Linked DNA regions of Homo sapiens: region 1 is linked to region 2. The links are chromatin loops, found by intact Hi-C in ENCODE. Cell type or tissue: CD4-positive, alpha-beta T cell. All regions are shown on one strand. Links, peaks and the distances in the headings refer to the core of each region. The heading gives the core; the rest is flanking DNA. Region 1 overlaps LRP8 (LDL receptor related protein 8). Region 2 overlaps GLIS1 (GLIS family zinc finger 1).

The links. Peaks named below come from ENCODE experiments on the same cell type or tissue, not always from the same donor. Only the 100,000 strongest peaks of a DNase experiment are listed, where the experiment ranks them.
Region 1: it touches region 2 in a loop (5-fold over the local background); 6 of 110 quality-filtered maps call a loop at or near these places.

Annotation. Positions count from the first base shown.
Region 1 is chr1:53,272,439-53,284,747 of GRCh38, forward strand. LRP8 (LDL receptor related protein 8) reads right to left here. Exons shown (of 19, transcript NM_004631.5): 4 at 8,149-8,277; 5 at 4,254-4,640; 6 at 3,193-3,315. Among named protein-coding and RNA genes, the nearest start is that of MAGOH-DT, 40 kb to the left of the region's middle. RefSeq lists an enhancer at 5,950-6,009. In CD4-positive, alpha-beta T cell, for the core only: a CTCF peak has its summit at 6,038; a DNase peak (open chromatin) is centred at 5,963.
Region 2 is chr1:53,677,765-53,690,073 of GRCh38, forward strand. The region is part of intron 2 of GLIS1 (GLIS family zinc finger 1); the gene reads right to left. It also overlaps the pseudogene RNU7-95P. Among named protein-coding and RNA genes, the nearest start is that of GLIS1, 55 kb to the right of the region's middle. RefSeq lists a silencer at 352-646 and enhancers at 6,967-7,796, 7,797-8,625. In CD4-positive, alpha-beta T cell, for the core only: a CTCF peak has its summit at 4,527 (motif pointing left); a DNase peak (open chromatin) is centred at 4,517.

The DNA of each region.
Region 1 (12,309 bases), core at 2,015-10,014, 400 kb before region 2:
CCCCCCAGGCTCATGCACTGCCACTCCAGCCAAGCCAAGCAGTGCTGAGCTGAGCCAGCCATGGCCATGCATATAGCTGGTCTGAGCTGCCCACCCCAGGCCATGCACAGCTATGGGGTGCCCCCACTTCCAGCCTGAGCCATGCTTAGGGAATAACCCCTTTACCCCTGGGCCTCCTCCTGTTTCCCAGGAATGTTGGCGGAACTGAAAGAACAAGACCACAGCAACTCCATGACTGGGGGACCCAGGGATGACTCAGCCAGGCCCAGCCCTGGGAAGCCTCAGACCCTTGGAGGTGGGCTGAGCCACGGCAGCTCCCACCTCTAGGAATCTTTCAGTCGCTCGGAGCCCTCCCTGACCTCTCCTTTCCTGTGTTATTCCCTGAGCACCGTTCATTCATCTGTCCTCCCACTCACCCACTGCCCCCATCATGCATCCACTCGCCTCCTTCCTCTCCTTTTGCAGCTAGCAACAACTCAACAATTCTATTTACTGAGCACTTGATGAAGTGGCATGTGTAGGTGGGATGGCCCTGAAAGGGGGAAGGGGAAAGGAGAGAACTCAAAGTGACTGGCTTCTGATGAAGGAAGGCACAGAGTCCTCCAGGGCTCAGGTGGGTGAGGGGAAGAGAAAGGAGAGCAGGTCTGCACCTGTCTGTCCCTGTAACCTTTCCCCAAATGCCTGCAGGGAAGTCTTCAGTCCTTCTTAATTCTACCTAGCCTGGGTGTGATTCCGCTGGGGAGCCAGGAGAGGAGGGGGATGGGGTAGAGTGGTGCAGAGAGGCCAGAGTAGTATTTGCGGCTTCCTTCCATGGAAGGAAGAAGTGGTGTCACTGCACACACCTACATGCACACACCAGCATGCCCACAACTACATGCACACATACCAGCTTATGTGCAGAGCACAAACAGTCCCATGGACTCCATAGATACATTCACACATACATGGGGTCACACACATAGATGCATGAATGCAGTTCCCCTGCTTTACTCAGAGAAGAAGACATGGATACAGACACCGGCCTCTCACCAACACAGAGACAGAGGCCACACACAGACACAAGCACGTGTGTACGTACTCCTCTTTGGTGTGTCATGCAAACGACGAGAGAGAAGAGAGGGATTAGTAGGACAGTAGTCCCTGGCTACTCCAAATCTGGGTGTTGGGGGAGCTAGGCTCAGTAGTTCTGGCTTCCCTGTCTCTTTTTCCACAAGTTCCTTCTTCTGGGACTTCTCTTGGCAGGGCCTGGAGGCAGAGGGAGTGTCTATCTCCTGCCAGCTCAGGTAGAAGCTGAGTCACTTTCACTCAACTACTCTTCCTTTCACAATCAGTTTTTTAATCTTCAAAAGGGGAAGGAAATATGCTCTTCCTGGGAAGCTCAGGAGGATGAACCTCCTCTAAGCACCCAGGAGGTAGGTGCTGGGGAAACAGTCTGCCAGAAGGCAGGAAAGGGAGGGACTGACCTAGCCTCTGTCCTCCCAGGGCTTCTCTGTCAAATCTCCCTCAAGCCCTAACCTGGGAACAGTAAAAACAAAAAACAAAAAAAAACTCATGAACCTTCCTGGAGTCCACACTGGGTTTCTAGCATGTTCTCTGGGATGCCCACCCTACCTACAGCCTGGAGCCTCTGTTCTTTCTAGCCTGGAACCCACCCTGACAGCTGTAGCCGACATCAGGGCAGCCACTTCCATCCAGGTCTCGCTTTAGTCTGGCCTCCAAGTCTGGTCTCCCCATCAGGTCCGAACTCCTCAGGGCTTAGGATGGTGCCACCTCCTGCTGCAAGGCCTGCCTTACTCCCACACAGGTATGGCCTGAGCAGTGGCCCTGGGATGTGCTTCACCTGGCTGCCTGCCTGCTGTGCCCACTTCTCCCTCTGCTGGGTCTTCTGCAAGGGGCTAGAAGACCTCAGAGCCCAGGGCCTTGGCTGGGTCAGCAGGGGAGGAACACCGAGGAAGAGAGAAAGTTCCAGAAGGTCTCAGAGGTCTGAACGGGGAAGGAATGAGGAAAGGCCAAGTTTGTGAGAGAAAACATAATTTTTTAGTACCTGGGATGGACAAGCTCTTAGCACTTTGTAGAGATGTAGACCAGAGGCCTGGGGGCGAAAAGCCCCATGTGAAGCCATAGGACGGCACATGAATCCAAAGAGAGGGTCAGAGCAGAAAGTGTCAGGGCAGGGGGCACTGGAGGGCCTTGAGCCTAGATACCAGGAGGGGGATGGTAGGAGACTGAGTCCAGCCAGTGGGCGTAGACAGGCACCGCACCACACTTTCAGAAGCTCATCCGACCAGTCCCGGCAGTCCCTCTGCACATCACACACTTTCCCGCCGTCCACGCGCTTGCCACTCTTACACTGAAATCTGCGGGGACCCTCACAGGGTGACTCTGTTGGGCCGGACAAGAGAGTGGACAGTGCCTGTGAGACCTTGGACAAGAAGGGCTGGGCTGGGGCCCACAGGAGGCAAGCAGAGCTCCAGTTCCAGTCCCTCACAGGTCCCTGGAGGGTGGCCCAGGACAGACAGGTAAATCCAGGAACTGAGGAAGCTCTGCTCACAGGACAGGATCCCAGGGATGATTAGGAGGCTAAGCCTCATGTAGCTGGGCAGGGCTGTGGGGATCTGCGTCTCATCTTGCAGGACTCAGGTCCTAGGAGGACCAGGCAGCAGCTCTAGAGAGACCTTAGAGGCTGGACTGATCATCTCCTGGGGGGACTTTGCCCCATGGACCCCGGATAGGGGAAGTTGCTACACTGCCCAGCCTGTTATCCATTCCCCAAGATGACTAGTGAATGAGGGTCCCTGCTCCTGCAGAGGGCAGGTGGTGACCAGAAGAACCATCTGAGAACTAAAGGGGCTCCCTGGGGAGCAAGACTCAGCCTCTGCTCAGCCTGGGAACTAGTGAGGGAAGCCACTCACCAGCTGGGACCTGGACAAGTGGTGGGGGCTGGACTTCCCAAGTGCTCTGTCATGTCCCCCTAGGTGTCTTTCAGCTTTGGCAAAGTCCTTACAAATCCAGTTCTGGTGCTACTAGGACCCCATGGAAAGGGAGCCAGGTGATTTAGGGGCAAGTGATGCTCTGGGGGAAAATGCATCTTGGGGACCAAGGGGAAACTCCTCCCAACTCTGCCCTCTGGAGAGTTACCAGAGCCTAGGGCATCCTCACAGAGGATGTGTTCTGTGCCCTGACCACACGCACCCTGTAGGCAGCCAGCTTCATCACTCCCATCTGGACAGTCCTGCTCCTGGTTGCAGTGCTTGATTGCAAGGACACATGTCCCATCCCCACACTGGAACTCGTCCCCACGGCAGGTGCCCAGTGCTGCCAGGAGAGGGCAAGGGGAGAGGATCAGAGTCAGTGTGGTGCTAGGACAATTTCCCCACCACCCCAATCCCCATGCCATAGCCACCCCCAGCAAAAACAGAACCAGTGGCTGAACTCAGGAGTCCTCAAAGGACACCTGGCCAAGGCACCTCAGTGTACAGATGGGGAGACTGAAGCTCAGAGAGGGGGAAGGCCTTGCCCAGGGTCACACAGCACTCTGGCTGGCAGATTCAGGACTAAACCCAGATCTCCTGTTTCCCTGTCCCTGCCTCTCTCCAGGGCCACTCCTCAGAACAGACACACGGCCTTCTTTTGAGTCTTGGTGCTCATTACTTAATGACTTCATCCATTTGGCAAACCTTCCTGTGCCAGGTGCTGTGCTGGGAGAGGTGGAGGTGGGGGTGGGAGCCCAGAGACTCCTAAGAGCCTCCTCATCCTCTAGGAGCTCAGGGTGCAGAGCAAGGGTGAGGAATGCTCAGATGGGGACATCAGTGTGAGATGAGCTATAAGAGAAAGCTGCTGGGGACCTGCCCAGCAGAGGGACCCAGCCCAGCTGGGAAGGTCAGAGGAGTCTAGGCCAGGCCTTGAGGAATGAGCAGGCCTAGCGGGTAAAGAGATGGGGGGAGCTCCTGAGCCTGCCAGGTTTCTGGGTGGAGGGGTTCGGGGGATGGGGGTGGGAAGTACGACTGGGAGGGCTCACAGCAGGGACACAGATACCAGTGGAGGCTTCTGGAGTTAGACCTGAGCTCCGCAGCCCGGCAGCTGCGTGAATTCAAATAAGTCACCTCACTTCTCCCAGCCTCGGTCTCCTCTGTAGTAAACCCGGGTAATGTATTCAGGTAAGGCAATGAAAGGAAGCCTGCACCTGGCGGATCCGGATCGGATAGCGGATCCGCAATCCCTGGGCGGGGCTGGGCGGTATGGAGGGGGCTTACGGCAGTCGGCCTCGTCCGATTTGTCTTTGCAGTCGCGGTCGCCGTCGCAGCGCCAGCCCAGGTGCACGCACTCGCCGCTGCGGCAGGCGAACTGGGAGGCGGTGGCGCAGGCGGCGGGCGCGGACGTGGCCCCGGGGCCCGGACGGCCGCAGAGCTCGGCTGCCTCGTCCGAGCGGTCCTCGCAGTCAAACTGGCGGTCGCAGACCCAGCGCTCCGGGATGCAGGCGCCGCCGCCATCGCCGCCGCAGCGGAACTCGCGGGGCCCGCAGGCCGGGTCTGCACAGCCGCGCTCATCGCTGCCGTCACCACAGTCGTCGTCGCCGTCGCACACGAACACGGCGGCCAGGCACGAGCGGTTGCCGCACTGGAACTCGTGCGGGGCGCACACTGCGCGGGACAGAGAGCCGGTCGGCCCGCCGACCCCCTCCCCGGCCGACCTGGGGCCCCGCTGGTCCGGCTACAGGGGCTCCGACCCTCACCCGGGGGCCAGAACAAGTGCCCTTTGGGGGCTGAATGGTGGACGTGCAGTTAGGCATAGCGAAGGCGGGCTTCCAACACGGACATGCTAGGTGACTGGCAACACACCTGCCCTTTGTGAGCCCCCCAGGCCTCACTGGGTAAATGAGCATGAGCATGGTGGGACTAGGAGGGGGATTCCGAAACCTTAGAGCACTGCCTGTCTTGAAGGACCCTGCTATGGTCCCAGGACATGATCTGTTAAATGACACTGACCCTTCCCAGGGACCAGGGTCTGGGGTTGGCTCCTCATAGCATAGCGATGCATAGCATAACCTGCACTGTTCCACCTGAGTCCCCTGGCCTGGTATCCAAGGCGTCTCTTGGGTCAGTCCTGTGGCTCCATCACCTCACTCCTGAATGTTCGCAGCTCCCGCCATGCTAGACCATTTGCTGGGCCCAGTGCACAGGCTCCCACCTCCAAGCCTTTACTCAAGTTGCTCCATCTGCTGGGAACCTACTTCTTGCCCACCACTACATTTTGCAATGATGAGCTCTCATCTTCCAAGGGCCCAAATTCCACCTCTTCCATGACACCCTGGCGTTTCCCCGCTTGGGAAATCTCTGCCTCTGCCCTCGTTTCTGAGCCCCTCAGTCGCGCAGGCGTCTGAGTTTCATGTCCTTTTCAATCTGCCCCAAGAATCCACACTGCCTGGGGGTGTCCCTCCTTTGTCCTGAGGGCCTGGTACAGAGCTCCCTGTAGTGAGTGGGTGTGGAGTGGATGGAACTGGTCTGGCCCAGGTATGAGGTATAATTATGGGATGTGCAGTAATTAAGGACACACGTCATGGCTCTGCTTGGGGCTCTGGGCTTCTCTCTGGTAGGCTAGTCTGAGTTCAGTGGCCGGGAGGAACTTAGAGGCCAGCCAGCCCTATTGCCAGTTTATAGATGGGGAAACTGAGGCCCAGAGAGAGGAGCAGCTTGCCCAGGGTCACACAGTCCATGACAACAAGAGAACCAGAACTCACATTTGGGGCTTTTCTTTCCTACTCTGACTCCTCCTCTTGGCTTTTCTGGTTTTCTCCTCCCTTCCTGGAGTTTTTCCAGCTGTTTTTCAGGGCAGTGACCTCCTCACTTCCCTCCCTCCTGTGCGTCCACACACAGGCCAAGACCTGGCCCCGGGATGGGGGTAGGCCCCGGTGGGGCACTGATGCAGTGGCTGTGGCCAAAGGTGAGGTGGTGGTGGCAGCACCAGATCTTTCCACGTGGGGGCGCCCAGAGTCTGTGTTTTCACTTTCTGATGGAAAAATGTGAATTTTCATTGTTATTGAAGATAAAATAGAGTGATGTCTTCAGTTTCACCAGGTAGGTAGCTCGTGTCATGCGTTTCTGACAGCTCTACCAAGTGTCTGACAGTTGAATTTTTTTCCCCTCCTGGGCTTTTGAGACACTGGGGCATTGGTGGAAAAAGCACATGCTGCCACTGCCACTGCCCCTCAATATTACGCTGACACCTAGATGAGCTCCCTTCCTGCCTGTCCCCACCCAACTTGTGCATGTGCAGGGAGGGTGGACTCACTGCTTTCTGGGAGTTCTGATGGGAAGTGCTTTTTTTTTTTTTTTTTTAATTTTCTTTTTTGAGATGGAGTCTCGCTCTGTCGCCCAGGCTGGAGAGCAGTGGTGTGCTCTCAGCTCACTGCAACCCCACCTCCTGCGTTCCAGTGATTCTCCTGCCTCAGCCTCCTGAGTAGCCACCACGCCCGGCTAATTTTTTTTTTTTTTTTTGTATTTTTAGTAGAGGTGGGGTTTCACCATGTTAGCCAGGATGGTCTCAATCTCCTGACCTCGTGATCCTCCTGCCTCGGCCTCCCAAAGTGCTGGGATTACAGGCATGAGCCACCGCGCCCCGCCTTAATTTTTAATTTTACTTGAAGACTTGGATGGCAAGGAAGTGCTTCTTCATACTGAGTTTTCTCTGAGGTTTTGGAGCCAACAGTAACTTTAAGATCCATATTCTCAGGCCTACGTAGGCCGAGAGACCCTACTCCTAGCACTCACAAACGGAAGAAGCTCTGAGAGATGAGGGGTGGGAGGACTCTTTCCTCTGCCTAGGAGGGTGGAAGCTATAGCATAGAAGCCCAGTAAGACCTTCTGACACCTCTCTCTCCCATAATTAATGGGGAATGTTCCTATTCCAACATGCCCTAGTTGGAGAGACTCCCATCCCTTGCAGTAGCGGCCTTCATATTGGAGGAATCATCTGATTATGGGGCTTGGTAAAGAGGAAAGAGGATTCTCATTGGCCAGTGAGTCCCAGCAAAATTATCACAGCTGAGGAAGTGAGCCAGTGCCATCACTGGGACTTTGAAACTGCTGTTCCCAGCCAGGATCTCCCTCCATACCCAGATGCTTCCTGCTTCAGACACATCAAATTCCAGACTTAGAATCTTAAAGTGTGACGACTCAGACACCTCTGGAGGAGATGGCATTTTCCCTGGGCCAGGAAAGATGGATAGGATGCAAATATAGAGGCTGGCAGAGGGGAGTAGGCAGCAGTGATGGGCAAGTGCCTGGCAAGCCCTCCAGGGTGACCGCCCGTATTTCAGCCCAGCCGCACAGCCTAGTAGCGACAGCCAGTCTGTCTCCCCCACTAATCATGTGTTCCCAGAGGGAAGACTGTGTAGGATTCACCTCACTGTCCCTTTCAGAGCCTGGCTTCAGGCCTGGCACACAGTAGGTGCCCCTCGAATTGAAAAAGTGAGGCCTGGCCATGCTCCCCAATGGCCCAGGCCCTGCTGGCCTGCTCCCTGGGAAGGAGATAATCCTGTGTTTGAAGCTCAGTGATGTGGAACTGTCCCAGTGACCACTTCCATCTGTCCCTGCCGAGGCTGCTGAGAATGTCTTCTCTGCCCTGTGACGTCTGTGCTTGAATCTGAGATTTCAGCAACAGTCGTCCTTGACACCTCAGGAATCCGTCCCCCTCCCCCCAGCATTGCTGGCGCCCTGGCTCAGACCACCGCCATTTCTCCACGCAGCACCCTCCCTGGTCCCCCTGCCCTTGCTCCAAGATTGGCAGACTTGTGGGATGGATGAGCAGATGTCAGACATGGTAACAAAAGCTCATGGGCTTTGCTGTCCAGTCCTGAATCTGAATCTTGGTTTCATCACTCAGCCTTGGGTACTTTTCCTCCCTTGTCTGAGCCTCAGTTTCCTCACCTATAAAATGGGGATGATAATGGCTGCTCATGAGGTGCTTGTGAAGATGAAAGAAGACCATGTCTCCATAGAATCTAGCCATTACTAGTGTCCTGATCGTTATCCTTTCCTCTCCACCACCAAGCCCCACGGGGAACTGGGCCCCCTCCCCAGAAGTGGCTGCCACTCCCTGAGGCTGCCTGACCATGCTTGGCAGACCCTGGAGATCTGACCCCAGACTCACAGGTAGCACAGCCGGCCTCATCCGCTCCACCCTCGCAGTCCTTCTCCCCGTCGCAGCGCCACGAGGCAGGTACACACTTGTGGCTGGTGGGTCCACAGCTCAGCTTCTCTGCAGGACACACCTGCTTGGCTGTGGAGACAGACGTCCATGCATAGCTTAGCCAAGGGGGACACAGGGCATGGTGCCAACCAGTCCTACCACCCTGTTCCAGCCATCTGGTCCAAGGCCCTAGGAGTCCATCAGGGCTCTTCTGGCCCATGTCTCAGTTTCATCAGCTGAGAAGAAGCCTCTGTCTGTGCCAGGAATTTTCAAATCCTAAATCTGACCCTTCTCTACATAACATCTTTCATGGCCCCCTGGTCCCTGGCCCTCAAGTCCCTTTGATCCATTGACTTCTGCCTGCCCCTCCTGGCCACACCTCCCATCCCTCCAAACCTCCACTTTAAGTTCTGGCAACATGGAGCCACCATGCCCTGCACTCTTCTCTGCCATTTCCCAGCTGTGTGCCCTTAGGTGAGATATGCCCCAGCTGGGCCTCAGTTTGCCTTCCAGATCAGTGACTCCATGATTGGAACCTGTAAATTTGGAGGGCTCACCAAGGCCCCAACGGCTCCAATCGGCCCGCCTCTAAGCCCCCTCCCCGAGTGATGGTGCTGATCCTGCTGCTGAGAGCAGCTGCTGCATGGCAGGGCCCAGCGGGACTGCATAGCTATAATTACTGCAGCCGCAATCAGAGGCTGACTCAATCAGGGGCCTGAAGCCCCAGGGTTGAATCTCAATTTGGAAGGAAGAATGAGAACCCTATTCAAGGCTGGGGACAGCTCTTATCATGAGTTTCTGCTGGACCCATGTGACAGGCTCAGCCAAGGCAGATGCATCTCAGACCTCCGTGGTTGGCTCCCTTCAGCCTTCCAGGGTGTGCAGGAGGCCCGACCTCCGTGGTCTCTAGGATGTGCCAGGCATGGTGCTAGACACTTCCATCTAATTTTCACAATAAGCCAGCAGGGTGAGAGGATTATGTGCTGGCCTCCAGCATAGAGGCGGAGAACATGGGCTCTGGAGCCTGGCTGCCTGGGTTCAAATCCTACTTCAATCACTCACTGACTATGTGACCTTGGCCAACAATCCTTATCTCTGTGCCAATAAAGTGGGGATAATACTATCTCTCATAGGATTGTTATGATGACTAAGTTAATGTCTGTAAAGCAAGCACCTAGAAGAACACCCAGCCCAGTGCTCACTAAATGTTACCTACTATGATTATCCACACATACCAGATGACTCTGAATTTTGCTTATTCACTGAGTATTTGAGCACTGCTGTGTGACAAACATGGTGGTAGGCACTAAGTTCTGGTCACAGAGCTGATAAAGAGCAGTGTTAGGATTGACTGAAAGTCAGCTGTGTCTGATGCCGGAGACTCAGCACAATCCATTTCTCCCCGGAGGCAGTGGGCTACTCATGCTTCGCCCTCCATTTTGCTCTCTGATCTCAGACCAGTTTCTCCTCTTCCCATTTCTATAGCTGGGATGAGAGACCACAAGGGATACAGAAAAGGGCACAGATGAGTTGGGGAGGGGAGCAGGTATCTGAGTCAAGGTCCCTGGACACCACTACTGCCATGGGAGAAGAGCATCTTAGGCCCCTGAAAGTGAGGTCCCCAACGTTATCCCTAGGAATGCATTTCATGAGTACAGGGCAATCCCTTGGGAATACAGGATTCCTGGTATTCATTTCACAGAAATTTCCCTTGCTCGAGGATTGGCAGACTTGTGGGATGGATGAGCAAATAACTGTCAGGTTGAGCTCTGGAAAGTACTAACCCTCAAAGGCCTTTTATATAAGGCCACCTTGGGGCTGCAGTGCAGGGTGGTGAAGGGAAACTGGGAGTTGGGAGATGGGGTCCTTCCAGGGTACCTCTATCACCAACACTGCAGGACCCCAGGTAAGCACCTCCCCTCTGGGCCCCACTGGAACACAGGAAGCTGAAGCTGACCAGTGCTTTGCTGGGGTCCTCTCATCAAAGGGTGGGGGGTGAGGGAGCTACTCAAAGTGCAGGTTCCTGAGCCTCAGCTCATACTGACTGAATCTAGACTTCTAGGGCAGAGCCTAGGGATCTGCATTTTAGTAACTCCCCACCAAAACCCAGGGGATTCCCATGCACCTCTATTTGGGAACCCCTGGGTTGGTTAACATTCTGCAAGCATAGAAGACAAGGGATGTTTCATCTCTTTTCAATTCACTACGATAAAAGTGATACAGATGTTCCATACACTTGCAAGCCCCTAAGAGAGCAATGGGATGGAAGGTCAAAGCAACTACTTATCCCTAAGCCAGGCCTCAGGAAACAGAACCTCTCAAGGGAGGGGGAGGGGAGTCCCAGTTTTTGAACACCTAAGTTGTGTCAGGCTGCTCTGTGCTGAAAATTTTATATTTTTTCATTTCATTCTGCCATGGTCTGAACGTTGGTATCCCCTGAAAATCCATGTTGGAACTTAATCCTCAATGTGATAGCATTAAGAGGTGAGGCCTTTAGGAGGTGATTAAGCCATAACAGTACAGCTCTCTTTAATGAGATCAGTACTCTTACAAAAGAGGTCAGGGGGAGCCTCCTTGCCCCTTCCACCACGTGAGGATGAAGCAAGGAGGTGCAGTCTATGAGGAACGGGCCCTCACCAGACACGGAAACTGCCGGTGCCTTGATCTTGGACTTCCTACCCTCCAGAACTGTGAGCAACAAATGTCTGTTGTAAGGTAAGCAGGCCTTGCGGGCTGCCAGTGCAAATTCCGGGGGTGCCATTCACAAAGGTCATCACATAAGTGGCATACCCGGGCCACTTACTTACTACATACCCGGGCCACTTACTTACTACATACCCGGGCCACTTACTTACTACATACCCGGGCCACTTACTTACTTACTACATACCCGGGCCACTTACTTACTACATACCCGGGCCACTTACTTACTTACTACATACCCGGGCCACTTACTTACTACATACCCGGGCCACTTACTTACTACATACCCGGGCCACTTACTTACTTACTACATACCCGGGCCACTTACTTACTACATACCCGGGCCACTTACTTACTACATACCCGGGCCACTTACTTACTTACTACATACCCGGGCCACTTACTTACTACATACCCGGGCCTTACCTACTACATACCCGGGCCGCTTACTTACCTACTACATACCCGGGCCGCTTACTTACCTACTACATACCCGGGCCGCTTACTTACCTACTACATACCCGGGCCGCTTACTTACCTACTACATACCCGGGCCGCTTACTTACCTACTACATACCCGGGCCGCTTACTTACCTACTACATACCCGGGCCGCTTACTTACCTACTACATACCCGGGCCGCTTACTTACCTACTACATACCCGGGCCGCTTACTTACCTACTACATACCCGGGCCGCTTACTTACCTACTACATACCCGGGCCGCTTACTTACCTACTACATACCCGGGCCGCTTACTTACCTACTACATACCCGGGCCGCTTACTTACCTACTACATACCCGGGCCGCTTACTTACCTACTACATACCCGGGCCGCTTACTTACCTACTACATACCCGGGCCGCTTACTTACCTACTACATACCCGGGCCACTTACCTACTACATACCCGGGCCACTTACTTACTACATACCCGGGCCACTTACTTACTACATACCTGGGCCACTTACTTACTACATACCTGGGCCACTTACTGCACTACAGCAGGGCAGCAGTCCTGCACGTAAGCACTCCATTTTATAGATGAGGAAACTGAGGCTCAGAGAGACCAAGTAACTAGCCCAAAGATGCACAGCAGGCGAGAGACCGAGCCTGGGTTCCTATGACTAGAGCCTTGCCCTTCCATCAAATCCTGCATGCTCCAGAACCATCCCCAAACTCTCCTCACAAAAGCCCAGGTGACAGAAAGGGCCCTTGGCTGTACGCTCCACCTCCAGGGTGGACCTCCAGGTTCTACAGACCCCAGTGCAGCAAGCGGCTGCTTGAACTTTTAATGAATATTTATATAGTTAATTGCATAACCTTTCAGCAAGGACAATGATTAAACAATCTGTCTGCTTCCTTTCTTTATAATTAATAAGACATTTGCTGTGTCCCTAAATAGACAGCTCTAATTATA
Region 2 (12,309 bases), core at 1,425-9,424:
CCCTGCTTCTCTGTCATCACCTCAAGAACTGCCCATCTGTAGGCGTTCCTCCAAGCCTTCTTCTCGCTTAAGGGAGGAGCACAGTCTCTGGTGTTTGCCTCCCATCTCACTGCTGCGAGGCCTCCAAAACGTACTTTCCCCTCTGAGCCTCAGTCTCCTCAAGTGTCAAATGGAAACACTGATGTCTCCTGCCAGAGCTGTGGCGAGAATAAGATACACCTGAGGTCCCCACCACCATGGCTGGCACTTAGAAAACAGCCCCCAAACGTGGGATTCCTCCACAGTTCCCTGGCACCACCGGCTCCTTGGGAAACATACTGGCTGTGGATGGCCCGAGGTCTGTTGATCCTGGTCTTTCTTCCCCATGCTCCTGAGGCAGTGGGCACCCCCATCAGACCTGATGATGTCCCCAACAGATGTCCCCTGAGGTGCCTGCCACCCTTGCTGTAGAGCCACGCTGAGCTGCAGCTCGCCGCAGATGCCCAGAGGGCCCCCTTGCACGAAGAACCTCTCTGCGGATTTGAGCCATCAGTTCTCAGGTGGCCTGGGAGTGCAGGAGGGTGAGGGGGGGGGGGTGGGGGGCAGGGGGGAGCGGGGTCACTGCCTCAGAATGGGCTGCAGCTGTTCAACCTCCACACAGATGAAGAAACTGAGGCTCAGAGAGGTTAGATCACTTGCCTGGCATCATTAAAAAAAAACAAAAGCCAGGTCTCTGGACTCCTAGCACCAACAATATTTTCTAATTCACATTAATGAGAAAAGGCTGGTACCTGCACCCCCAGCCATGGATGGGGAGGTGATGGCAGAGATGTACTAAGGGCACAGAAACATCACCTACAGCCTGTCCAAGTACCAACAGTCACCATGACTGCCCAGTTCTCTTGGCACTAAAAGGCTGCTGAGTTCGAGCCCTGAGTTAAATGAATGCATCACTGGGGCGTTGCCAACTGGTACTATCAGCCAGAACACAGACAAGAACAGCCGGGAGCAGAGCAAGAGTGAGGCCTCAGCCTGGGGAAGGGGGAAAGGTCTCTGACCTCAGTCTCCTTAACTGGAAATGGAAAGCACCGCACAAGCTGAACTCCAGGGTCCCTTCCCAGCCAGAGAATCTGCCTTCTATGGACCCAACTTTCCAGCCCACTTCTGCTGTCAAGTGTGGTGTGCCTGTGGTCTGGGTTCCCAGGGAGCAAACCTAAAACCAGCCCCTGGCTGCTCCTTCCCTATGACCCTCCACAGCCTGGGAGGTCACCCCCCACCTCTCATGTCCTCTTCCCACCAGGCCCAGGTCTGAAGTTGGGCTCGTGGCCACTGCAGCTGCCGGCGTTCTTAGATGAAGCGGGAAACACGGGGGAGCAACCTTACATCCCACTTCATCTCCCTCCACTACCTCCAGGCCACCCTGGACCTCTGATGGGAGGGGGAAGGGGCCCACTACGAGGGGGAACGGGCAGGAGAGAGGGAGGTGGCAGCCACAAATGCCCCCAGCAGCAGCTGCGTGACTGTGGGAGCTGGGCCTGCAATTAAAATAAACCCCAAAACAGCCTTAAAATAACTACAAGGCATTTCAAGAAGATTGTATTGTTGAATTTACTGTTTGTTTACTGAGACAATCCGAGTTGGGTTTCAGATGAAAGTAGGAGGGAGACCAGATGTGAGGCTGAACGTCTGACCTGAAGCATCTGCTGCTCCAGGAGGAACCCAGGAAAAAGGGCCAGCCCAGAGTGAGGCAGTGAAGACTCAGAGACTCAGACCCCTGCCCAAACCACAGGCTGCCTGGCCCCTCCTGTTCGGGCCCCAGAAAGCCACTTGCCCCATTTACACAGAGCCCAGGGAGGGCTACTGACAGCCACTGTGTCCCAGAGAGAAGTCTGAGCCACAGAACCACAGAGATGAGAGCTCAAAGTCAGCCATGCCTCCTGGACGGGCCCCTTGGCTGCTCTGAGCATGCTTCCTTGGGACAGCAATCACTCCTGCCTTCTGGCGCTGCCGGGAGGAGGGCCTGGGGAGGGCTGGAAAGCCCCTGTAGCATGCTGACACACGGTGGACAATGCTGGCCCAACTTTTTGACTTCTCTCTCCAGCTCGTTGGTCCTTTCTTGTAAAGAGGATACTTAGAGCTGAAAACCAACAGCTCCTACCCACACCTGAGGCAGCCTGACCTTGGAAAGGCCACCCCATGTTCCTGTGGCACCCAGGGTGCCCCCAAATATGGAAGCAGTAATGGAGACCCCTGTTTCCTTACCACCCCATCCAGGCCACATGTCTTTGAACTCCTCAAGGTCAGGTGCCAGGTCGAATTCTCCAGATCCCCAGTCCCCAGCCCAAATGTCTGCTGAATGAAGGAGGGAGAAGGCAGGGAGGGAGGCAGGTCTCCACTCACAGGAGATTCTAAAGGACCTAGATTGTCTCAGCCACTAACAGCTTAAAAAAAAAAAATTCAGATCAAATACGGCATTTGTCCTTAACGTCTTCATAAGGAAAGGCAAGGAGGGAGACTTCCATCACATAAGCCTCATAGATAGGAACACGGAGGCCCAAAACGATTAAGAAAATGTACTTCCCTGTCCACAAACCCCTGCTTTTTGGCAGGAAGTAGAGACTATGATCTATGCCACGAGTGTGGTGCCCACCACTCAGTGGCACCAGTACTGGGGTGGAAGGGGACAGCCACAGACCTCTGCTCCTGACAGAGCTGTGTCACCATGGGCAAGATACTTAACCTCTCTGAGCCTCTTCCTCCTCTTGCAAAAGATGAATAATAAAGCCCCTCACCTTGACAACATTAAATAACAGAAGGGAAAGTGTTCTGTGAACTGTAGACCACATGGAAATGTGATCCTCAGAAGATGTGATAGTCATCCTGTTAATATCAGAGAAGGTTTTAAAACTCACGTGGCCAGAAAACAAATCCTATTTGGGGGAATAGGTGTGATGCTCCTACTATCTGCTGAATGAATGAATGAATGAAAGACACTCCAAAACCAAAGCCATTCAGGTCATCTGAGTTTATTCTAAGACTGATTCTCCCTACTAAGCAGCAGGAATAAAATATCAGATCTAATCCCACAGCTGTCTAAATGAGCAGGGTGAGACGTATCTGAAGATGCAGAATTGACTGTGGACAAGAGCTTTACCCTTCACTGTGCCCAAGGTGAACTTCTCCACAAGACGGCACACATGTGGCCACTGCCCAACACATCTACCCTGAGCAGACGCTGGCCAGATGATCTCAACCCTGGACACAGCTGGGTCAATGTTTCCAGGGCCTTCAGCCTGACTGCGCTGATACTATCTGCCAGGGTCAGAGAGAGGATGCAGGCCCCTCTTCTCGGCCTTGGGTCCACACAAGCCTCTGAAATTAAGTTAAAGAGGAAAACTCCAGCACTCCTCCACTGCTCCGTGATCCACACTGGCAGCTTCTTTTCTGAGTTCGTGGCTGCGTGAAGACGCATGCCCAGCTGTCAGTACCTAGGCTGGGTTATGAGTAGATGGCATGCTCTTCTCCAGGGCTGCTCATCAGAACCAGGGCTGCAGCCTGAGGTGGGCTGAGATGGGGCCAGCCACAGTTGTCCAACAAGGCAGAGTTTCAGGGCCTCATCATCTGCTGCCTGCATCTCTGCCACCGCCCCTCACTGGCCGCCCTGCTCCCAGGACAATGCCAAGTAGGGAGGGATATACTGGCTGGAGCCAGAAAGGGGCCTGGACCCAAGTCAGAGACAAGGGAGAATTCCTGTAAAACTGTGAGTAAAATGGGAGAAGTGGATGCCACCAGGCTGGACAGTCACAGGCAGCCAAGAAAGAGAGCATTCATATTCTCTCTGCTGACAAAGCAGGGGACTGGACTTCCTGCAGCTTCCACAGCTCCAGGATGGCTATTTCTTTTCAAGGACTACTAAGGAGAGGTAGGAAAAGGGCTTGAGCCCACCAGTGGTAACCACCCCACAAAGACTTGTGAAGCCCCCACTTTGCTCTAGGTGCGTGGGACACAGGAGGACCTACCCTTAGGGAGCAGATGGCTCAGAGCTGAGTGCATTCGAGGTTGCTGTGGGTGGGTGGAGCAACTGGGACTGAACCCCCTCTCTCCTCCCCCATCCTCTTCTTCTGTAGAGCCATCTGCACCCAGCCAGCAATACGTTCCTGCTCTCGGGGGCCTTCTTTGACTGCTTCCCCTCCCTTCCTGCTACACTCTGTGCTGAGTTTATACTACACTAACTTAAACCACTTTGTAGGCTACTTTGCAAGTGTTCTTAATCTTTCAACTAATTCGTTGGCTCTTAGAAAATAAAGGAAATTTGAAATTGCTGTGCTGCATGCAATAAACTCTTGGCATCTGGCCAGCGGGGGCCGTTCCAGGCAGAGTCCGCACCAGCCCTGCACAGATGCTTCCTGTTGTAAAGGTGAGGCACCCCTCTGCCTCTACACAGCCGCTCACCACCGGACTCCGACTCCAACTCCAGACCCGCTTGCAGCCATGCATTCTTCACTCCTTCAGCCATCCAGCAAGCAGCCGCTGACACAGCTGACACCTGGTGGCAGGTTGTGTGTTAGGCATGAAGGAGTGGGGGGATGAAAGGTGCATCAGGCACAGTCCCTGCATCCCTGCATCCCCGCGAGGAGCTCACATTCTGGTGGGGGAATGGCCCTCTCATTCTGTAGATGACTGAAGTAAGCTGAACATAATCAGAAGAGGGCCTTCCTCTGCAGGTTACCTCTCAATATGTGTCCCCATAAGGGATGCTGAGGCACAGGCAGATGGCAAGGGCCCTGGCAGAGACCCTAAGTGCTGGCGTTGCAAGTTGGCAGCACTTCGCTTATTAGAATACACCCACGTTCCTGTCTGAACTGATTCTTCAGGGGCAATAACGCAGAGCCAAGGGGCAGGCAAGGAGACAAAGGCTTAGGAGAGGCCCTTTCACCATTGGTTAATCTAGGAGGAGCTGCCTTTCATAACAAGTGTGCAGCAGTAGCTCATTCAATCAGACCAGAATAGGAAGGAAACTCGAAGATTATCTGAGACAACCCTGCCATTTTACCTACAGAGGGACTGTGGCCCCTAACTGTATGATGAGCTAAACAGATGTCCCTGCCTTGAGCTCAGCACCTAGTGAGGGGTCAGAGAGCAATCAAGGAACCATACAAATAATACACGATCAACTCTGTTAGAGGCACGAAGGGGGTATACATAGGAGAGGAATCAGGAAGTCTTCCCTGTAGAAGCAGCATGAACTGAGACATGAAGAATGAGGAAATAGTGAGCAAAGGCTGCAGCAAAGGAAGGGAGAGGATTCCAGGTCAAGGGAATGGTCTGTGCAAAGGCACTGAGGCAGAAGGTGGCACCGTGCTTTAGAAGGAAAGGAAAGAAGGCGAGTTCAGTCCTGGCATATGGAGTCTGGGGTCCCACTTCTGGCAGACACATTCCTGGCTCCCCAACCTGCACTGTGGATATACACCATGAACACCTCCTGAACATCTACCAATGGCCAGGTGCTCATCCAAGCGCTCACACTCAGTAACCCGCTAACGGGCATCCTCACACCGCGTGAATGTGATTATAACCGCAGGCAGGCAGTCCCCAGAGCCTGAGCCCCCCCAACCAAAGGCCTCCTAACTTGTGGAGCACAATGACCATGAGCAGAGACTATGATGTCAAAGCCTGGGTTCAAGCTCCAGCCCTGCTTCTGATTATCTGCATGACCCTGAGTGAGTTACTCTATCTCTGCAGGCCTCATCTGTGAAATGGGGAGAATGAGGGCACCACCTACCTCAGAGAGTTCTCACGTGGATCACACGAGATCATCCACATAAATCAGCACTGTGTCTGGCACACAGCATGCATCAAGGACGTTAGCAGGTACTAGCCTTAGCTCTTCTGTTTCTAGCCCTAGCAGAAGACCTGGCACGGGCAGGCATGTGGAATGAAAGAATGACCGAGGTGCCCGGTAAATGCTTGTCAGGAATGGAGTGTCACAGCACTGAATTGGGTACCCTGGGGAGGTACTGAGCAGCTGTCAAGAGAGACCCTCAAGCACACAGTGGGTGGTCACTTGCTGGGGATGCTGCAGAAGGGATTTGTGCATTGGGAGGATGTGGACTAGAAGGATGAGGGCTTTGTACAGTCCTTGCCAGGCTTGAGACTCAGGGACTCTCCTGACCCACCCCGCCTGCCAGAGCTCGGACAATTTTATGGAGCTCAGTTTCTTAATCACCTTGTTCTGCTGGGGCTTAGAGTGGAATCTTTTCCCCAAATTGGACATTTATGGGGCTGGAGTAGAGATGGAGAGCAGGATGGATGAAGTGTCCACATTCCAGCTGGGAGGTTAAGGGCTTTTGTGTTCCTTCCTTCTAAACTCCAAAGTTCCCAGCCAGGCCTGGGGGTGTCCATGTCTCCCTCAGATGGGCAGGGCATTCCTGGGTCCATGTCCTCCCCACCCCCAAGATCTCTGCAGTCCAGCTCCTCCTACCCTCTCTGGAGGGAGCCAGGCTGCTAGAACCTCAGGGCCTCCCCAGAACTCAACACAGGGCTGGCACCCAGAAGGTGTTGTGTATTTATGGAATGTGTGAACCAAATTCAGCCGATTTTCCTAACCCTGGGAAAGCGTGGGAAAGCCTAGAAGCCTCTAGGGGTCTCCCTGCTCCCTCTGACTCCTGGGCTTTTTGTGGTCAGGACCAGCCTGGGGCCCTTAAGATGGTTCATGGGGACCACTGCAGGTGAGCCTCACTTCACACTGTGAGGTGAAGCAACAAGTAGAGGTCAAAGCCACCAGGGTGGGTGGCTGTTCAGAGAATCTTGCTCTCGCCAAAGAAATGGAGGGCCCTCCAGTACCTCCTGAAGCACAGTTTGGTTTCTGTCACTACCTCAAATCAAGAACTCACTAGTGCCCACAGGGTCACATCCAGGCTCTTCAGCCTGGCACTCATTCCCTTCTTCCCTGCCATGAATCTCCTTCATACAGCTCCCACACCAGCCTGGTGGGCCACCTGCCTCTCCTCTCCTCCTGGCCAGCAGGCTCCCAGCACCCCTACCCCATGACCACCTCTCAGCAGAAGTCCTGGGCCTGCTTTAGGGCAGGCAAGTGGAGCCTGGCTTGCTGTGTGGCTTCAGGGAATTGGCTCTGCCCAGATCAGTGAATCCACTCTGCCCAGCCCTGAGCTGGAAACAGAGGACACAGAGAGTCATGCTGCCATCAAGAGACTCACGGGAGGGGAGATAAGCCAGAGCTCTGAGGCTGTGGGGACCCAGAGGAGACACCTGACCTGGGGTGGAAGTCAGGGAAGGTTTCCTGGAGGAGATGCTGGCAGAGTTCTGGGAGGGACACAGAAGAAAGAAGAGGGTGGGGAGGCATTTCCCCCAGCAAAAAGGCCATGAGCAAGCAGGTAAAGGTGAAAGACAGCAAGACGGGTGTCCTGGCTGACCTCTGCCAATGCCCAGCTCACAGGAGCACTCCCCATCCAGAGGCCACAGAGAAGGAGACTAGACAGCATGCAGCTGACCCTACATGCTGCCACACACCCCTGCACCTTCACTCCCTTTGGAGCCCGCGGACATACCATTCCTTGTGGCCGCCCCGCCGCGGAGGACCGCGTCCCCAGAGCGCCGTGGTGTCTGCGCTGCCGGGCGCGATCTGTTATTATCCCCCGTCAGCGCTGCCGGCCTGTGTACATTCCTCCGTAATGAGTCTGACCTCCTCGGCAATGTTTAATCAGAGCCTAATCGACCCTGGCTTTGATCTGCTGCATTTTCTGCAAAAACCCTGGTACCTGATTTTTACAATCTGATTAGCAGGCTGACTCTCCGAAGCCAAAATTACCCTGAGTTGCAGAGATCCCTGCTGAGTTCTTTGTGTTTTTTCCCCTCTCTTCCAACAAGTTATTTCCTGAGACAACTGTCACTTCCCTCCTTGCCTGTGACTGTCTCCCTCACCCTCAGCTTTCACATCCAGTCAGTTGTCAGGTCTCAAATAGTGGGTCCTAACCCATCCCCTCCTCTCCCCAGCGGCTTCAGCGCTGGCCACCGCTACCACGGTCTGAGGCTCCTGCCCCTGACTGGCCCTTCAATCTGTCCTCCATCCCGCAGCCAGATCTGCTGGGAGCCGCTGCCACTGTGCTGAGCCATCTGGCCTCAGGAACTGCTCCCTGCTGAGCCCTCCAGCCAGCCTGTGGCCAGCCCCACCTCAGATTCTCCCCACTCCCTCTCATGCATGGGTTCCGTCAGAAACCTGCCCTCCCCCTCTGCCCCTGCCCTTCATCTAGTTTCATCTCCCTGTCATCCACCAGGCTGCTCACTGGCCCCTCTCCACTCCCGCAGCCATGATCCCAGCTGCCCACCTATGGCCATTGTTCCTTCCATCTCTCCCACCAGACTGCAAAGCCCCTTTAGGAGGTTCTCTCTCATGCTCCACTGTTTCCCCACGGAGCGGAGCTATGACTGCCCTGAAGCTGGGTACTCAGTAAATGAGGGAGGAAGGAAGGAAGGAAGGAAGATTCCCTTGCAGCCCATTCTGGAGGCCACGCACTGCCAAGTCAGACCGTGGCCCCTTGTTATCTTTCAGCTCCACACGGCACAATTCTCCCCTCCGGCTCAGCCTACTCCACTTTCCACCAGCCCCCTAGCCTCTCTGATGGAGGACATTGCTTTGTTCTCATCCGCAGTGCTTTCTCCCTCCAAAGTGGGAAAGAAGGTTAGGAAAGAGAGCAGAGGTCCTTGTGAGCACAGGAGAATGGTCCTTGCTTGGTTGGTGGCAGACCCTGAGCTGGACCCTGGAGGCACAGATGAATCAGATCCTCTCCCTCTCCTTGGGAAGCTCACAGACTGTGGGGGGAGGCAGCGAGGGAAGCAGATAAACTGGAATGCAGGGAAAACAGTGCTCATCTCTGGCCAGGGGAACTGACTCTGCTTGAAAGATACAGGAAGGAGTCCAAGAGGGAGCATCTGAGCTGGGTTTAAGAGAGAAATAGGAGCTCTCCAGCCAAGAAAAGAGTGACCATGCAAAGGCACAGAAGCATGAGAACGTGTGACGGGTTCAGAGGATGGGAAATGTTCCAGGTGGCCTGAACGGTGGCGGGGGTGGGGCAATAAGTTTGCTGTGGCCAGATCACCAAGGGCCTTGTCCACCATGCTAGGGAGATGGGACTGTGGCCTGCAGGATCACCGTGTCCATCACCTAACTGAACTTCCTGACAGTGTTGAGCCCTTTCTTTGCCCTGGTACACAGTGGATTCCAGAGCTGTGTATAGGAGGCTCCCAAGAGCTACTCCACTGCCAGTGAGGCCACTGAGGCTCAGAGAGGCCAAGTAACTTCGACGAGGTCACACAGCCTCCGAGGGGCAGAGCATGGACTGGAACCCGGAATCTCCTGAAGTTAAGGAAAGGTTTTCCCAGGATGAGGCAAACGAGAGAATCACTGTGGGAGCAGAACCAGAGCCAGGCAGGAGAGCTGGACTTGGAAGGGGCCGCTTGCCTCTTGGGCAGAGGAGGACGGAAGTAGTCCCAGCTCCCAAGGCCCTTCATACCCTGCAAGGCACCACCCGCCCACCTGGGTCTCTCAGACATTTTTAGGGGGTGGGCAGTGGAAAGAAAGAAAGAGTCTCCTAAGGGATTCCCATGGAGTTCTTTCACTAATTATTTACTCCCAGTCATTCCAAGGACAACATCTATCACCCGGTCCAACCAGCCCGCCCCGCTTCACCAAGCCCGTGTCAGGCCTCGCACAGTTGAGCCCCCACAATAACTCCTCATGGAAGACCCGAGTACATCCCCGCTCTCCTGTGAGAGCCGAGGAGCTTCCTGAAGGGCCCCCTGCTGTCGGGTGGTTCTGTGCGTTCTCTTCCCCAAACCACAAGGTCTGCTTACATGCAATGGGTCCCCCCAGCTAGGAAGGGGCAGCACCAGGTCAGAGCCCCCGCCGCCCACCACCCAGCCAGGGTCTTCCCATAGCATCTAGCCACCTCCTTCACGAAGGGACGGACAGTGGGCAGGAGTTCTGGTTAACGGGGGTTCCAGTTAACCAGGTATCACAGGGTGTTCTCTGCCCCAGGCCCCCATGTCACCAGGGGACAGTGACAACTGCTCCCACTTGTGCAGGCTCCCAGGCACAGGTGCTTGACCTCCCCGCATCTCTCACCCCAACTCGGGGAGCTGGTGGCGTCCACCACATCATAGATGAGGAAGAGTCCTAGACGCAAGCGGGCCCGGCTGTGCCCCTAGCCCCACCTCAAGCCCGGAGGACCCAGCCTCTGGCCCTCCCTGGAGCCATCAAGATCACCGTGCTGTGCTGTCGAGGCTGAGGAACCGGGGCTGCCTTGCTGGAGGCCAGACTGGCCCTGCCCCAGCGCGTTTCCTGCTCGGCAGGCTCTGGCCCTGTGTGTGGCGTGCTGACACCCGCTCTCGGTCCCTGATTCAAGAAGAGCACCTCACCAGACTCATTCGTTTCTGTTTTCTCTGCAAACATCCCCACGGGCTCATCGCTCCCTCCTGTGCCCAGGAATGCGAGTGTGGGCTCATGGGGGATAAATCCGTCTGAGTCTGTATTTTGACTAGTCCCTACAAAATGTGCTCTGAGCACTTTGCAGGGTAGAGGTGGGGAAAGGGGAAGACGTGGCGGGTGGAAGGGGGCTCTCCCCTCGTGCAGCTGTGCAGTCCTGCCGAGCCAGGGACTAGGGACTACACCCAGTCCCCCAGCCTCTGTGCCACCTTTCCCACCACCCTCTCTGCTCTCCTGCCCATTCCTTAGTGCCCGGGCCAAATGCCCCCTCCTCCACAAAGACTTCCCTGGTCTCCCGACTGGGAACTAGGATGTCCTTCCCGAGCTCCACAGCACATTCCTCCTCCCTGGTCTCACGCTGATGGGTGACTGTCTTGCTTTCCCCAGGAAACCCTGAGCTCCTCCAGGGCAGGCCCACAGCCCCCATACGGTGTCATGTACAGGAAGAGGTGCTAAGGAAAAACCTGCTAAATAAGTAGTTTTTAAATTGGTTTTTGTGTGGGGGGGGATGTTTTCTGGTGAAAACCAAAAAACCTGCCAGAAAAATTCTAAAAGGGCTGCACCACTCGTTTTTCAATTTTTACTGAGTGCCTGATCTTGCCCAATGGCAGCGAATTCATTTGGGGGCACCTTGAGGACACCTGCTGGCAGAATCCATGAAGGCCCAAGAGTAGTGCAGAGGCACCAGCCACACCCCCAGGCCAGACTCTGGGCCAGGCATGGCTGGGGAATAAAACTGTCACAGTAGTCTTAGAACTCCAGGGTCCACATTCTTCCTCAAGCCCCCTGCTTTCAATAGCACTTTGTGGATGGCTGAGCACATTCTCTCAGGTCGTTTGATGGTCTCCTTACACTCCACCCTCACAGGGTGGGGCAGGTGAAGAGACCAGCCCAAAGGTACAGTTGGTCCATGCACCTCAACACTCATTCAACAGTCATTAGAAAGAGAGACGTGGAGAGTTTCAATTCAGAGCAGTAAGTGCTGTGATGGAGCGAAGCAGGGGCCAGTGGACATACAGAGAAGCCACAGCCCAGTCAGAGGGAAGGAGGCCTCAGAGGCTTCACAGAGGCACCACCTGCCTGGGCAGGACTCACAGCAGCTGCCCTCCTTCTCCTGGCAAGAAGCATTTACCCTGGCTGGGCTCTGGTTCCAGTCCTCCCTCCTGGCTGCAGCCCTCCACTGTCTACCAAGTTGACCCACCTGTTGAGTCCCGTGTATCTTCCCACCCAGAAACATCCTGAGCTGAGAGCCGGCCAGACCAGAGCAAGTGACCACAGAGACAGGGAGTCCCAGCAAGATCTGCACTGTGACCTTTCTGCCTGAGAACAGTAGAAGGCAAGCGCTCAAGAGGTCTTCATTCTCAACACTTAGCCCAAACAAAGACTTACTTCTCCATTTGGCCACAGGCAGTACCAATGCCCTGTGTGATGCTAGGCAAACCGAGCCCCTCTCTGGGCCCACAGTAACAGCCTGAGACCAGACCTCCCCTGTCCAGGAGCATGGCATCTGTGATGTGTTACCCCCACCAGGCCCCTCTGAGAGGCATCTCAGCGCCCATTACTGGCCCCTGCAGATGAGGTCCTAGGAGCTCAGCCTGGCCCTCAGGCCCCTGGCCCTCACCAGCCTTCACTTGCCCACATGTGCCCTTCAGAGCCGGTTTATCCCCACCACTGTGCACCTCTGGGCTACACGTAGTGAGCGGAATGCCTTTCCCCTTGCTGTCAGGCCAACACAAGCCTATCTCTTCCCAAATGAAGCTCTCTCACACCTTGCACTGGGCTCCCTGACCCTGAGTCACACTGTGTGGTCATTATCTGATACCTGGTGG